Regions from separate parts of the Homo sapiens genome. Here region 2 is linked to region 1. Evidence: chromatin contacts called from ENCODE Hi-C or POLR2A ChIA-PET data. All regions are on one chromosome and are shown on one strand. Each heading gives the region's core, a stretch centred on a gene start or an enhancer-like site at or near the end of the contact. The rest is flanking DNA. Distances are from core to core; before and after follow the strand shown. Region 1 overlaps KRABD4 (KRAB domain containing 4). Region 2 holds the start of ZNF674-AS1 (ZNF674 antisense RNA 1).

Evidence for each region. A loop is a pair of places that touch in the nucleus more often than their neighbours do. ChIA-PET counts read pairs that join two places held with the same protein, here RNA polymerase II (POLR2A). Pooled maps may share reads with other maps.
Region 2: a loop to region 1 is called in a map of natural killer cell, with 4 times the contacts of the local background. The contact joins the promoter of ZNF674-AS1 here to the enhancer-like site in region 1. A Hi-C loop is called at or near these places in 1 of 168 maps with a recorded cell type or tissue (natural killer cell), 12 of 37 single-sample maps with no recorded cell type and 11 of 50 pooled maps. POLR2A ChIA-PET finds 5 or more read pairs at or near these places in 2 of 52 experiments (H1 and naive thymus-derived CD4-positive, alpha-beta T cell).

Annotation. Positions count from the first base shown.
Region 1 is chrX:46,460,297-46,463,165 of GRCh38, reverse strand. KRABD4 (KRAB domain containing 4) reads right to left here. Exons shown (of 6, transcript NM_001129898.2): 4 at 292-418. Among named protein-coding and RNA genes, the nearest start is that of KRABD4, 14 kb to the right of the region's middle. Within about 2 kb of position 1,370, at least 2 of the 41 ENCODE cell types and tissues checked have a DNase peak (open chromatin) inside an H3K27ac peak, as active enhancers do.
Region 2 is chrX:46,544,014-46,546,882 of GRCh38, reverse strand. ZNF674-AS1 (ZNF674 antisense RNA 1) reads right to left here and starts at 1,393. Exons shown (of 2, transcript NR_015378.3): 1 at 1,256-1,393; 2 at 1-417. ZNF674 (zinc finger protein 674) reads left to right here and starts at 1,462. Exons shown (of 6, transcript NM_001190417.2): 1 at 1,462-1,512; 2 at 2,272-2,382. RefSeq lists enhancers at 1,124-1,273, 889-2,088.

The DNA.
Region 1 (2,869 bases), core at 121-2,620:
TTAATGCTGAGGAATTCCAGAACCTAGGCCCACCCCTGCAGGCTGAAGGTGATGGCCCCATGCACACAGCTATCTGCCCCTCAGTACAGAACATTCACATAGCAAGCAAGGGCACCAATATGCTCTCCAGTGTCCAAAGGAGACTACGAATACTACACAGTGGGCAGTAACCCAAACTCACTGAGGGTGGTAACCCACACTCATTGTTCCTAGGCCCCAGAGCTTGGAGCAGCTGAGAAAGAAACACAGTACTGGAGGCATTCTGCATCACCCTGTGGCACGGTCCCTCACCCACGGACACCAGGTGGCTGTAGTTCTCAAGCATGACATCCCTGTAGAGGTTCTTCTGGGCAGAGTCCAGTTGCTGCCACTCCTCCAGGGTGAAGTCCACAAACACGTCCTTGAAGGTCAATGATTCCTGTAATGGCACATTCCTCTTTAGCACCCCAGGACCAGCCTGGGGCACTGGGACATGGCATCTCACGCACACGGAGGGCTTACTCTGTGCCCTCTAGGAGAAACTTGACAGATGAAGAGCGTGAGGTGCACAGAGCCTAAGTAACTAACCCAGGTCACACAGCCAGGAATGAGGGGAGTCGAATCCACACGGTCTGGTTCCCACACCCACAATGGCCTTTCTTTCTTTTTTTTTTTTTGAGACCGAGTCTTGCTCTGTCGCCCAGGCTGGAGTGCAGTGGCATAATCTTGGCTCATTGCAACCTCTGCCTCCCGGGTTCAAGCGATTCTCCTGCCTCAGCCTCCCGAGTAGCTGGGACTACAGGAGCCCGCCACCACGCCCGGCTAATTTTTGTATTGTTAGTACAGACGGAGTTTCACCATATTGGCCAGGCTGGTCTCGAACTCCTGACCTTGTGATCTGCCCGCCTTAGCCTTCCAAAGTGCTGGGATTACAGGCGTGAGCCATCGCGCCCGGCCTGGCCTTTCTCATATAATTGTTCTTATGCCAGTCACTAGTCAGTTTGGCATAGTATATTACATAGAGTATCTATATGACTAAAATCATTTTGAACTTTATAGGAGAAACAGATAGGGTATGAGAAATATTTTACCCTGGAAATTCATTCATTCAACACATGTTTACTGAACAGAGGCCGGGCTGGTAAGTCCTGTGAAGTAAAGATTGATACAAAACCACACCTCTTGAACTCAAGGAGCTTCAGTTTAGTGGAGGGAGAAAAGTGACACTTAAGACACTCAAGACACTCATAGATGAAACAGAGGCAGGGAGGAAGCCTGCCTCACAGGGACAGTGACAGATGTAGGAAGGGGTCCGGGTGGTCCACAAAGGAGGAAGTCAATCCTGCCTGGGGCTGACAGAGCAGCCTTCACAGGGGACACAGAGCTACAACAAACAGTTCTAAACATAGCTAATCAATCATGAAACAAAGAACAGGAAGCCAGAGGTTTGTGGCCTGGGCAGCTGACTGAAGCAAAAGGGGAAAGGTCTGTGCTTGGCCTTGTCACCACCAAACAAGAACTCACTTCTACAAGCGCCCCAATTCCTTGCAAAGACTAATAACCCGCCTGTTTCTGCTCCAGATCCCATCCTGTCACGCCCACACTTGGTGGCCTTCAATTCAAGCCACTCGCTGCACCCATAAGGCCCAAATCAGCCACAGTGGCACCAGTTTACCCAGCTGTGCAGGAGAGGGGCAGGAAAGCCAGCGTGCCAGAGGGTGGGGACAGGCAGGCTTCTCCAGCAGGAGGGCTTCTCAGAGCAATCCAGGAGCTGTTAGCCCAATCTGCCCCTCCCTCGTGATAGCTCCGGTGCTGGGGAACAAAACCACACTGCTGAGTGCTAGGATGATGTTGCTTGGAAGCCCTAACCTGTTCCATAGACCAGTATCTCTTGTAATGGTCCCAGTGGCATGGCTTCGAGGATCCCAGCAAAAGATGGGCCCAGTTACTTATCACTGAGTGGCAATGTGCTCAGAAAACCCCAATCCATGGCTTCCTACCAGCCAGTCATAGTTTACTCAGTCCTCCAGTCCAGATGCAGTTTGTTTACCAATCCAGAGTCAATTTTATCTGGAGTAATGTCACCTGGTTTGATATTGTGAAATATATATTTGGTTTTTGTCCTGTCTCCTGGCAAGAAGCTCCTGCAACCCTTGGAATAGCCTCTGAAGTGATCAAAGTATCTTTTATATGCTAATGAGATGACTGTTAGCTGGCTGCCCCTAGGTAGCTTCTGGATGGAAGCTGGTCACCAGAAAACCAGACAGGATTAGAAGGTTGGGAATTTCATCTCCATCCTCAAAACTCCTGGGAGGGGAGAGGAGATGAAGGTTGAGTTGATCACCAAGGGCCAATGATGATCATGCCTCTGTGATGAAGCCTCCATAAAAACCCCACTGTGGCTGGGTGTGGTGGCTGGCTCCTGTGATCCCAGCACTAAGGGTGGCTGAGAAGGGAGGATCACTTGAGGCCAGGAGGTTGGGCCTGCAGTGAGCCAAGACTGCACCACTGTTCTCCAGCATGGGGGACAGAGCAAGACCTTGTTTCTCAAAAACAACAATAACGACAACAACCAAAGGGCTGGGTGGGTTCAGACAGCTTCCACACAGCTGAACACTTGGTGGTTCCCGGATGGTAGTGAGTCCAGAGAGGGCATGAAAGGTCCGTGGACCTTCCCACATCCCTTGCCCTATGCATCTCTTCCATCTGGCGGTTCATCTGTATCCTCTGTAATATCCACCCCCCTGCCCCCAGCTTTTTTTTTTTTTTGAGACTGAGTTTCGCTCTTGTTGCCCAGGCTGGAGTGCAATGATGTGGTCTTGGCTCATTGCAACCTCTACCTCCCAGGTTCAAGTGATTCTTCTGCCTCAGCCTCCTGAGTAGCTAGGAT
Region 2 (2,869 bases), core at 144-2,643, 84 kb before region 1:
TCTCTTTCTGCATAAACACTTGATCTTACAGAATCAGGATATGGAGAGATGCTGGCCAGGGCCACAGATCAGGTGCTTCTGCAGTTTGCAATTTCTTTACTCTCCTCAGGACATATTAACCCTATCATACTATTAACCCTTTTCTGCCTACTGATAGTGATATCTGAAAAGGTTATCAAATCACCTCTCCTCTAGAAATAAATAGGTTGGTATCTCTAAACCTGGCCATCAGTAACACATACACATGAAATTCTGAATGAGCAGTAATTCACTGCTCACATGTCCAAGGGAAAACAGGCTCTTTTCCTGGGACTTGTACAGGAGGCTTGGAGAGAGTCACTTCCCAGGGTCTGGCTGTATTGAGTTTGCAGATTTAGGTTGTAACTCATCCAAACTATCTGGGGAATGCAAGTTAACCTGAGAGGAGAAAGAGAAAGAGGAAAAACACTCATGTTCAAATGGAAATTAAATACGTGTCTGATAGATTACACAAATGTCTTGGACACATCTATGAACAGTGTCTGGCACCAGCTGGCTCTAGCACAGAAGGGTTTGCTGTGTACCTGAGGGAGACTCTGTCATACTTGACCCAAAGAGGCCCGCTTGGTGACCAGGCAGGCATAGTAAGCATGGAGAACAACACTTGTTCTCTTTCTCCCAGACCCAGACAGGAAACAGAAAACTTTCCTCAAGTTTACTACAGGCCTTTTTAGCGGGCCATGTTGCCACTGGCTGGCATTCTCAGAGAAAACACCTCTCCGCTAAAAAGTAAAATCCAGATTCTCCCAGGGTGTCTAAGATCCTAGGAACCGGAGCCCCACCACTGGGTAGAGAACAATCAGAATGAGGCTTTCTTCCCTCACTTCGGGAGGTTGCTGGCTCTGAAGCCCGGCTCCAAAGCCCCTCTTCCAGGCCACTTCCCCGACTGAGCCAGACCTGTTGCTCTTAGGACGCTCTGAGCCAGGCCTAGGGCCCCGCTCCATGTGGCCTGCCTGGACCCTAGAGGGCCGCGCTCTGGAGCTGCCACAGATGCCAGAGGCGCGACTCTTTTTCCTATTCCTAGGAGCGGAAGACAGAAACAGTGGCCTTGGGGACAGAGGGGTGGGAACACCCCACGTCCACTGCAAGAGAACGAAGTGGAAGAAGGGATTTCGGCTTCGGAGCCGGCAGGGGCCTGGGCACTGGAAAGCCCGCGCGGAGTTCTCTCGCCTCTCGCCGCCCAGGTACGCCTCCCCGGACCTTTTGTACGACTTACCGTTGGAAATGGTCACACATTCCTTCTCCCCTTAGAGCGAACACTGTCATAACCACTGAAGCGCGGGCCGAGGAGCGCCACATCGGCCACAGGCTTTGTTGCCCCGCCTTCAAAGCCACTGCGCGTGCGCATTGCTTTGACTTCACGTTCCCAGGGGGCTGTGGGAAGCGGAAATGCTCGGCTGACCCGGAGGGTGGCGCTTCGTTCACACTGGCTGTTGTCATCCGCCCCTGAGGTTTCAGGCTGTCGGCAGTGAAGTAAGCGGGAGGGTGAGGTGGTGATGGTTTTGATCGGGGGAAGGGGGGACGGGAGGAATGACGGGAGTTTACGGGGCCGTGGGGTCATGGGGCCACGGGTGAGCGTCCTTGTGGGGATTGAGTGACACAGGCGGTGGGCGTGAGTGTTGGGGGCGAGGTTCGGGGCCAGCGAGTGACTAATTGATTGAGTCACTCAGCGCTTGTATCCTCACCCGGTGGTAACTGCCAGACACTCTTGCAAATGTTTCACATTAGCAGGAGCCCTGTGAGGTGTTACGATGATTATTTTCATGTTATAGAGAGAAAACGGTACAGTGTGGCTTGGCAACCTGTCCAAAGTCCCGTAGGTAGCAAACCCGAGGAATCCTTTTTCTTTTTCTTTTCCTGTACTTTGTTTATCATGTTTATTGTTTCCAGTGTGTCTCTTCCTCCAGACTAGAAATCTGGAGCTGGGAATTTGAGATTTTGTTCACTGATGGATTTGCAACACGGAGAACCGGCTCATGGAAGGCAATCATTTCTTCAGTGAATAAAAGTGGCACAGCAGCCAGTCAGTTGATTCCAAAGCCCGGACTCAGGAAGGCAGGGTTTCGCTCACTGAGGATAATTGAGCTGTGCATGAATGTTAACTCTTAAAACTAGAATGAGGGGTTGTCCCTCTTCTGTTGGGTAAAAACCTTTGGGTTTCACTCAACTTCACTGCATGGAAGGGAGCATAGGTGTTGCTAATTGAATCTCCTGTGGTCATTGTGTTTCCAGGGTCAGAGTGCAGACCTGAGACCACTGCTCACCGATTTCAGACTCCAGTTTATCTGTGCCTCGGCTTCCCCACTTAGTCGCAGAAGACTTAGGCTGAGGCCCCAGGAAGAGGTGAGTTCCCTGGGTCACAGGCAGAGATCTAGTGCTATAGTGATGGCCCCAACTGGGGTGTGTTTGTCTCTGAATCCCTTGGTCCTGCCGCCTTGGACACAAGAGAGGTACGCTGAGCTGAGGCGAGTTGGAGGAGAAGCCTCAGCAAGAGCCCAGACCCAGATCCTCAGAGCAAAGGAGGCTCACGGGACAGCAGGTCCTAGAAGAGCTGGACCCGTAGTGGCCTTTGTCCCTCACTTCAGCTGAGACAGAGCAAAGCTGGCTCTACTTCCAGGTGCCATGGAGGACCATGTGACAGTGCAGTTTGATTCCTGCTGGAGGAGGGACAGGTGAAAGTCACAGGTGGATGGAGGCATGGATGTCCCCCATGGGGGCAGGTGCCCTGCTGTAGTACCTGCAAAGGCGGGATGAGGCTGGGAAGGATCACAGCCAGCCACAGAGGATTGGCCTCTCCTAGCACACCTATTTGTGCACCCCCATGCTTCCT